2 separate regions of the Homo sapiens genome follow, and region 2 is linked to region 1. Evidence: chromatin loops called from intact Hi-C (ENCODE). Cell type or tissue: gastrocnemius medialis. All regions are shown on one strand.

Region 1 (5,000 bases):
GCTTCTCAAACTATGATTTGTTCTGGACCAGTAAAAAACTTGTAGGCAACTGAGCACTACAGTTTTATTAGAACTGTATCTAAAATACTTACAAACTTCCCAGATATCTATCTTTCCAAGAGCTCTCAGTAATCCAACCCCCTCCTCTGTTGTTGCAGCGATGCTTCCTGCCTCACGAGCTCCGAGATACTCCTATGTTGGTGGTTAGCACATTATAGCTGTGACCAAGTCAGTGCCATAATAATTCAGGTCAGGTTAACAGATATTTGTTGAGCGTCTACTCTGGGCCAGGCATAATTCTAGGTGCTGGGAACAAAGAGCTCAAAATCTAGTGGGGAAATAGTCATGCAAACAAATGCTTTCATCATCATCATCATCATCAACCATAACAATTACTTGAATGCTAAGGACAACAGGTCTTAGGGTCTATTTAGTAATTGCCCCCTTTCTAATGCAGAAAGCCCCTTACCACATTCCTGATAGTCCTAGAACCTAGATTTGACTATCTGAGTGATGTGAGGTTCTTTATCTCCTGGTAAGGCTCACTTCATTTTGAAGTAGTTACCCTGTGATATTGAGCTGAAATCTGTCTCCTTGCAACTTCTACCTGGCCTTGTCTTCTGGAGCCCCTAAAGGCAGTTAATCTCTCTTACACACAACTGCCTAAATATCTAGAAATAGTATGGTTTCAGCACGAAGATAAATAAGAATAAATCTCCCTTTTTCTCTTAAGGTCTTAAAAAAGTAGATATATCTCTTAGAGGCAAATGTATCAACCAGGAGCTCGCTACAAAGGCTGACACTAAGAATGGTCCCCAAGCTTGAGGATGGCTGAGGTGCCCGAGACACGCTGCTGCTGGGATGTGTGTGTTGGGCAGTGTATCAGTCCCCAGCTGGGTTTCTCACTGTAGGCTGGCCAGCCAACTCTCAAGAACCTGCAGATCATATGAAGAAAATATTCCCTCTATGTCATCATTATCAGATTCAGAAACATGCTTATTATTATTGCCAGACTTTGTATCTAACTATGAAGTGAGAAAGAGCCCAACAGTTTTTATCAAGAAAGGACAACCAATCGTGAGAAGGACTACCAGCTGTATGGTCCCTGGCAAGCCCCCATTTCCTCAGCATGATGGCAGGGTGAGGCCAGATGATCTCAGACATTCTTGCAGGTTGAGGAGGTCTATTTGATTTTGTGAGAATAATATCATACCAATGAAACAGCTTCACATCTGCCCTCCTCAAGCCCCCATTCCATTACAATCAAGTCTGATGATAGAAATGTAACCATGCTGTTGATTAATGGGTGAAAATATATGGTTTGATCGAAGGAATAAGACCTAGTGTTCAATAGGTCAGGAGGGTGACTATAGTTTACAATAAGCTACTATACCTTTCAAGATGGCTAGAAGAGAATAATTCAAATATTTCTAGCATAAAGACAAATGTTTAAAGTCATGGATATCCCAACTACACTGACTTGATCCTTGCAGATTATATGAATGTATTAAATTATCACATGTACCTTAAAACCATGTATATCTATTATGTATCAATAATAGATATTATGTATCTATTATGTATATCTATTATGTATCAATTTATTTAAAAAATAAATATAGCCAATGCTAATGAAAATTGTGGAATTCCTTTCACCAAAACTTGCCCTTACTTTTATAAAAAAACATCATGAGCAAGAATGATCGATTTTCCAAGGTTTGGAAAGAGGCTACATGTCAGAAACAGTGACACTGGGTCTGAACGCCAGGGTGAGGGCTCAGGACATGTGACAGGTGAAGGGTCCTTTCTGCTTCTCCTGCCTCATGTGCTTGGGGCACAATCTCCAAAGGACTGGCCATCACCCTTAGAAGATAATTTAAATTGCAGTTTATTCTTTGGGACCATTGTAGACCCTGAAGTCATTTAAGGTTTGGAAAGTGAGTTGTACTCAGTTTAGAAACTTTCTATCCTTCTGGGATAACATCCCCAAGAACAAATTATGTTGGCAGCACTGGAGGAAGTCAGCTGTCTGCTTCTTCTCCCCCTTCTTCTCTCCCTTCCTCTTTCCCTTCCTTCTTTCCTTGTCCCCTTTCTTTCTTTCTGAACATCATAATCTCATTAACAGGGTCCAACAATCTGTGGGTTAGTGATTCCAGGATTCATTCAAAGCCCAGGTGCTTTCTCCTGTGCTGCAGCCGAGCCCCGTCACCCCCAGTCTGTGCTTACGCAGTGGCTTGGGGCATCTGACTGAAAGACCTTTACTCTCCCTCTAAATGTTCATCTCATTGGATTAAACACCTTGAAGCAACCTGCTGTGTTCTGCCTCAATCCTCACTGGGCACCCAAGTCACTGTCCTTTCAGCTTCCTGTCATCTGTGCACGTGCTCCCAGACCTCTTACGAGTCATGGACAGAATGTGACCCAGGACAGGGATGAGTCTAGAGAATGGGGACATTCCTTTATTCAGCAAACAATTATTGAGCGTATGCTCCATAAAAGGCAGAAATGTGTAGAGTAACCCAGGGTCCATGCCCTCTGGGAGTGCATCCTCTAGCGGCAAAAGGCAGAAATGTGCAGAGTAACCCAGGGTCCCTGCCTTCTGGGAGTGCACCCTCTAGTGGCGAGAAAGAGGCACATGAAAAAAATACAGTTGACCCTCGAACAGCGCGGGGATTAGGGCGCCGATCCCCATTGCAGTTGAAAATCCCCAAAACAACTACTAATAGCCTATTGTTAGACTGAATGCCTAATCGATAACATAAACAGTAGATAAACACATATTTTGTATGTTAAATGTATTATTATACTGTATTCTCATAATAAAGTAAGCTAGAGAAAAGAAAATATTAAGAAAATCATGCTGGGTGCAGTGGCTCATGCCTGTAATCCAGAACTCTAGGAAGCCGAGGTGGGTGGATCGCCTGAGTTCAGGAGTTGGAGACTAGCCTGGACAACAAAGTGAGACCCTGTCTCTACCAAAAATACAAAAATTATCCGGGTGTGGTGGCATGTGCCTGTGTCCCAGCTACTCCAGAGGCTGAGGAGGGAGGATGGCTTGAGCCTGGGAGGCAGAGGTTGCAGTGAAACAAGTTGGTGCCACTGCACTCCAGCCTGGATGACAGAGCTAGACCCTGTCTCTCTCTCTCTCTCTCTCTCTCTCTCTCTCTCTCTCTCACACACACACACACACACACACAAATCACAAGAAAGACAAAACATGTTTACTGTTCGTTAAGTGGAATGGGTCATCATAAAGGTCTTCATCCTCCTTGTCTTCACATTGAATAGGCTGAGGAGGAGAAGGAGAAGGAGGAGGGGTTGGTCTTGCTGTCTGAGGGTGGCAAAGGAGGAAGAGGTGGAGGAGGTAAAAGGGAGGCAGGACAGGCAAGCACATTCGGTGTAACTTTATAGAAATACATGGTAATTTCTGTCTGACTTTTTAGCTTTGGGAATTGATTAGCCTTTGGCTACATGGGACATAATCACTTCCTCTTTCATGACAGACAGTCTACAAGTACACAAGGGTAAAGAATATTTCCCAAAGCATGTTTGGCCATTGGGATGTCCTTTAGCGGTGATGTGGCAGAACTTGGAAGACTCTTCATGCTCCCTAGTGTACACCAGGCAGATGGCAAAGATTGAATTCAGGAGGGAAGTCAATGAACCTGATGCCCTGAAGGAAATGTTTCAGAGTTGGTAGAGTGTTCTAAGATTTCTGAGGCCAAATACAAAAGTAAAGATGTAAAACTTCTTTGTATAAAAGATAAGCAGAACTCCAGCTAATATGTCAATATCTGACATATCTGTCCTAATTGGAACAAGCTTTTTACCAACTCAGGAAGCTTGCAGAGAACAATGATTCCCATCACTGTGGCTCCTAAGTGGAGAGAGAGAACATAAGGATGTTTCTCAAAGCTCCAATATTCTGCAGGGATCATCTAAGACATTAGAATTTACTGTGGACCCAAGGGGTATGATTCTAGAGACCTGTGAGTAGTCACAGAATGAAAAAAGGAAGTGAGGAAGAAGCTAACCATGACAACAAAGTGTTTTCAGTTCAAGAATGAGATACAGAGTAAGTTCAGGAAACCGAGCTCACTAGTCATCATTTTGATTCCTGCTCTTTGCCACTATGATCATAAAGGCTAACTCTACTATGGAAAAATGAGGGACATAGTTGAAAGAACTATTGACAAATAATGTTACCACTGAGTTTCCATCCAGAATGAAAATAATGAATGCAGATGAGTTCTGGAACATGAATTAGACAAACTAAGGGGGATTCAAACATCAAGATTCAAGTTCACGATTCACCAGGAAGCCTATTAGCATTTCATCTCGTAAATGGATACCACCAGATCCTTGAGGCTGAAGAGAAAAAGAGTTACAAAACCACTTATAAGTGCACACACACATTATGCATATGGATATGTGAATAGAGCTATGCACATGGACACACCCAGAGAAAATAAATGACACAAGTTAATTTCCAGAGTTCAGAACAAAACTGGACATCCCAGGGAAGGAAGCTTTTAAAGTTTAGAGGAGAGAGAGTTCTATGGGCAGAAATTGCCATGGGAAATTTCCTGGAGGAGATGATTCTTTGCCAGGTAAGCCAAAGGGATCTCTGACACATTGACAGACACACAGTGTTCACAGCAGGTAGTAGAAGGAGTAATGTGCCCAGTTCAGAGCCGTATCTTCAGTGTAGCTGCACTTATCTACAGTGATTTATTGTCCTTCTGTCTCTGAAGGGCTGATACTCAAAAGAGGAAGTGATTATGTCCCATGTAGCCAAAGGCTAAGCTAACACCCAGGCTATAAGTGCAGGGAGATAAGCAGACTTTGACCCAGGATGAGAAAATACTTGTTGAACACTAATGTCCTCTGGCAATAGGAAAGACTTTTGAGGAAGTAGAGGGCTCCCTTTCACTGAACCATTGTTTTCTAGATATTTTACCTCTTTCTTTCCTTGGCTTCTTCCTCATACTTCATAACCG
Region 2 (5,000 bases), 66 kb before region 1:
GAGTTCAGAGATGTTCTTCAAGCATCTCTTATTTCTCTTGATGTTCATTAATAGACCTTTTGTGCCTAAGTTTACCTGAATTTGTTGAACTAATCTTTTCTATTTTCACATGGCAGCATCATGTGAAAATTACCATTAACCACTAACACTTTAGTGTTAATACCATCTTGCCTCTTTACCCATTTTAAGGTTCAAAAGAATGTTCCTTCATTCCAGTATACCAGCATTTGATGAATAAATTCTGTTACACCTATCATGATTTAATAGACTGATCATATCTCCCTCTTTGATGAATGACTCCTAAATTTACTATATGTAACTCTATCTTTTTACCACTTTAATACTGCTGATTAGTCTGAGAGGGCTTAGGACATACACATAATGAGTTATAGGATTAACTTAATAGTTTCTTCATTTCTTACGTCAGCCTGTCTTGAAGTCTTAGCTAGTCAATTTTTAAGTCTTTCAAAAGTCTGCCATCTGACTTTTGAAAGGTAACTTTCTGACTTTTGGAGGTAACTGAGGGTTCGTATTCACTCCTATGGAGCCTCTTTTGACCTGCTTACCAATACCACACCCAATGTGCCCCCATATAACTGCTCCCTCTCCCTCCCCTACTCATGTTAGTCAAGAATAGGTCAAAACTATAGGGGTGCTGAGGTGAGGATCTACCATAACCTCAAAGATGCAAAGAACATGTCAGCATACTGGAGTTGACAGGGTCTCAAGAGAACTTCAAATCCAAAAGCTGTCACTATCTAGTTGGAGAGCCAGATATGTATAAGCAAGCAAAGGGCAGAGCCAGGGCTGGAACCCAGACTGCCCTGCCAGTGCTCTTCCATGACACTGCACTGAGAATAGTCTGGGTTGTTTTTCTCAATGCAGCCAATGCAAGGTTGAATGTTTGTTCACAGAGTAATCTATTTAACCAGTCCCCTATTTTTAAAATCAGCTCCTTAAATTGTAACCAAAAAAGGTCACCATTTTCTTGAGGTTAATATTATTTTCCTTAAAAATATTTTGATCCTAAAAAAATTATTTTTGATCCTAAAATCTTTCCTCTGGTAGCTGCTCTCAATAACTAGTTCCCTGCCCTACTCTCGCGATTAAATTCCTGAATATTTGACAATTAGTACTCCCAAGCTGGTAGATGTCAGCTCCAATATATTACTAGGTGGGGGTGTGTTAGGATGGATTCAGGAAGAGGGAATTCCAGGTAGTACAAGCCCTTTGATCCACTGTTGGGAGCATATGAACTGTGGGCAAACCTGGCACAAAAACAGAGTAAATCAAAGTTGAGGGAACCCTATGTGATCCTTCATGCCACACTGGTTTTCCTTTTGGTGGGGAAGACCCTTTGGGTGCACCTGGGAAGTAGACTCTGCTGGTCCAACCTCTAGCCCAGAAGTTCGCTCTGCAATTTATTTTCTGCCACTTCAGTGACCCTTTTCTATTGATTTTTAAAATAGGAAACTGGTTAAATAGATTAATCTATGAACAAACATTCAACCTTGCTTTGGGTGCATTCAGAAGAGAGAAATCCAAATAGTCCATTGCAATACAGTGAGACCAGACTATTCTCACAACGCAGTGTCATGGAAGAGCACTGGTAGGGCAGTCCGGGTTCTAGCCCTGGCTCTGCCCTTTGCTTGCTACGTATATCTGGCTGTCCAATTTGATTTGGCTTTTGGATTTGAAAAAAATGGTTCATTCCTCCATTTGTCCACTTGTTTCAATCCTTTCTCTGTCCACTGCCCTTTTACTACTGACTACTCCAGCTCTCTCTCATTTTCATCAATGATAAAGATGATGACAACAAAACACTGATCATATGAATCTTGTAAAAAAAAATTACAGGTTTGAATTTTGGATGATTTAGTTACTTTTGGACAAAGACCCAAAAGAGCACATTTTATTAACTGTTATGTTAATGTTTTATATGCCCAGTACTTTCTACTTAACTATGCTATTACTTAAAAGTAAAGGGGCTACTTTGTTTCTAAGGCCTCAATAAATAAAAATCTGTTTCCTTTTCACAGATGGGTTGAAATTTCTTCCAGTTTAAAGTTTCACATTTCATAGAAGAAATCCAGCTTATGAAATGCTAAGTAGGAGAGGTTAAATATAACTGTTCTTTAAAAACATAAATGTTTTTAAACCTCTACAAGGTGTTTTTTCCTTGTGGATACCATGAATGTCAAAAAGTATAGATGACTAGAATATGTAAGGAGTTTAATGTCATGACTTGGAAATATCACTAAACAAGTGATTATTAAATTTCTTCAGCCTTCCAAATAATGTGTCATTTCAACAGATATGCAAATAAAAATGAACACTCAAAACAGAAATGAGCTTTATAGGTCTAGACTGCTCAGAAAAATTTGCTCATTATCACCACAGGGCACCCAACCAGCTGGAAGCAAATTCACTGGCAAGTAACATCTGCAGAGAAACACAAGGTCTAGAAGACAGCCTAGCACAGAGTATGTGCTTGTGGTGAACTGACTACAGTAATGGCCCCAATTTTTCACATTTCCTTATATCTATTTATTGTACAGTAACTCTGGCCTTAGCCATGTGACTTGCCTTGCTTTGGCCTAGTGGACACTAGCAAGCTTGGAGTAAGCAGTTGCCCGAACTACACTTGCATGTTTCCACTTTCTCTCTTGGACTCCTGCCACCACCACGTGAACATGCCTGAGCTAGTCTGCTAAAGGGAGGGGAAAACATGGAGAAGATCTGAGCTGACTTAGCCAAGGGCTTCCTAAAGCAGGCAGCCCCAGGCTGACCTGCCATCTGATTGTAGACAGATGAGTGTGCCCAGCTGGAATCAGCTAAGCCTGGCCAGAGCAGAACTGCCTAGTAAGCCCTTAGATTTGTGAGAAATAATAAATTGTTACTGTTTTAAGCTATGGAGTTTTGGGATGGTTTACTATACAACATTATTGGGATAATAGATAGTACTCAGAATGAAAACATTCTCCACAGTACAGTAGAAAATGAGCACTTTCTCCATGCATTCCAAGAGTGTAAGACATTTACACAGAGTTTCCACGTAAAGCTGATATACTGTGTTACAAAGAACCTTGAATAATTCTGTTCTCCAGAGTGGGAAAAAGTCTATAAAATTTTTCTATCTATAAAAGTACTGACTGTAGCACTTTGTTACAGGCAACAGCTTTCTGCTCATCCTTTAAGTCTTACCTGCTCTGTGAAAGACTTCCCCATTTCCCTAGGCAGGGTTTTTTCCTCCAGGCTCCAATACATTCTAGCAATGTACTTGTCTCACTGTATTGTAATGGACTATTTGGATTTCTCTCTTCCCATGGACTATGAGCTTCTTGCAGACTAAATCCTTTCATTTTTGTACCCTGAGAACAATGCCTGATACATATTAAATATATTGGTTCAGTGTGTATCAGTTCAATGAATGTTAAGTGAATGAATGACAGAGACAAAGATAATTATATGAACTCTGTCCCAGGAACTCAGGGATTAGTTTAAAAAGAGACATGTAAACATAGTTATGCTATAGAGCGACAAATGCTATAATAAAGCATGCAAAGGGCTTGGAAGTAGTGATCAATTTTATGTGTGTGGAGAGAAGATGAATGGGCAGGAAAGGCTTTAAAGTGGTACCATTTAAACCAGGATTTAAGGCAAAGGTTACTCTAGTTCAATAGAGGTAATGATGTTCTGGAACCAGCTTTTTTTGTGGGGGGTGGTTGTGGAGAAAATCTGGATTTGCAGTATTTGCTGATGTTCACGCTGCAAATACCTCCACCCATGGCTGATTTTAAGTTACAAGCTGGCTTGCAAAATCCCTGAATATTTAACAAGCAGTACTCCCTAGCTGGTAGGGAGCTGGTATTGCCAGCTCCAATATACTATACTTTTTGTTCCAAGATTCAGAAGAAGGAATTCCAGGTGGAACAAACAATTTGTACAACTACAACTAACAAATAAAACAACAGGGTCAATCTGGGAAACTATAAGTAGCATGCTGCTTAAATGTAACAGAGAGAAGAACCAGGAGCTAGACTGAGAAAAGCTTGGGATACTGGGCTGAGGAGCATGAGCTGTGTTCTACAGGGAAGCAACTGAAGGGTTTAAGGAAGGTAGTGACATGGATCAAATTTGGTCTTTAAAGAGATTAATCTAGAAGTGGATATAGTAGATAAGAGGAGAAATTAGACACAGGAAAACTAGTTTGGCAGCTATTATAGGTATCCAGAAAAGTGGCAGAAAGACCTAAGCTAAGGCAATACCTGAGGATCTGAAAGGGAGACTGATTTAAGGTACATTTAGAAGGCAACTCTTTAGGCTTGAGAGACAGTAATTTGCAGGAGGTGATGAGAAAGAGGAAAGAGTAGACAATACCTCTCAGGCATTTAAGTTGATGTGCCTGGAAGGATCATATTGGTACAACCAAACAAGAAATGCAAGAAAAATCATAAGTTTTGTTTTGGGATGGATGTGTGTGTGTGTGTGTGTGTGTGTGTGTGTGTGTGTCTGTGTGTGTCTGTGTGTGTCTGTGTGTTGCTGTTTAGGGGTGGAAGGGAGGGAAGGGGAGGCAGAAAAGGTAGAGAAAGTAATAATCAATTTGGTTGATTTAAAATCAATCAATTTTGGTTTGATTGTTTGTTGTTCCAAGGGAACATCAAAAGTACATGTATCCAATAGTGTTCAGGAGCTCAAAAAAAAAAAGGTTAGCAATGAAGATTCTGAAGTTGTCAGCATATAAGAACAATTAAATCTATGGGAGATGAGATTGCTTAAGGGGAAAACCTTGGCCACTTAAGATGAGACCAGGTCGCAATCTAATCTGATTTGATCAAATTCCCTTTTGGAATCATCTCGTTCAGGTGACTTCTGAGAAGAATGAACTGGAAAAGGAAATACACTAGCAGCAAGGAGACTAAATAGGAGTTACTCCCTTCCCCCAACTACAAAACAAATACGACAAACCAAAACAACATACAAAGTTTAATACTATCTTA

The links. Peaks named below come from ENCODE experiments on the same cell type or tissue, not always from the same donor. Only the 100,000 strongest peaks of a DNase experiment are listed, where the experiment ranks them.
Region 2: it touches region 1 in a loop (2.5-fold over the local background); 3 of 110 quality-filtered maps call a loop at or near these places.

What each region holds. Positions count from the first base shown.
Region 1 is chr9:36,006,547-36,011,546 of GRCh38, reverse strand. No RefSeq gene overlaps it. Among named protein-coding and RNA genes, the nearest start is that of RECK, 28 kb to the left of the region's middle. In gastrocnemius medialis, CTCF peaks have their summits at 2,409 and 2,614 (motif pointing left); a DNase peak (open chromatin) is centred at 2,596; H3K27me3 peaks cover 195 bases.
Region 2 is chr9:36,072,754-36,077,753 of GRCh38, reverse strand. All of the region lies in intron 6 of RECK (reversion inducing cysteine rich protein with kazal motifs), which reads right to left. Among named protein-coding and RNA genes, the nearest start is that of RECK, 38 kb to the right of the region's middle. In gastrocnemius medialis, no CTCF peak of the experiment used is centred here; a DNase peak (open chromatin) is centred at 2,673.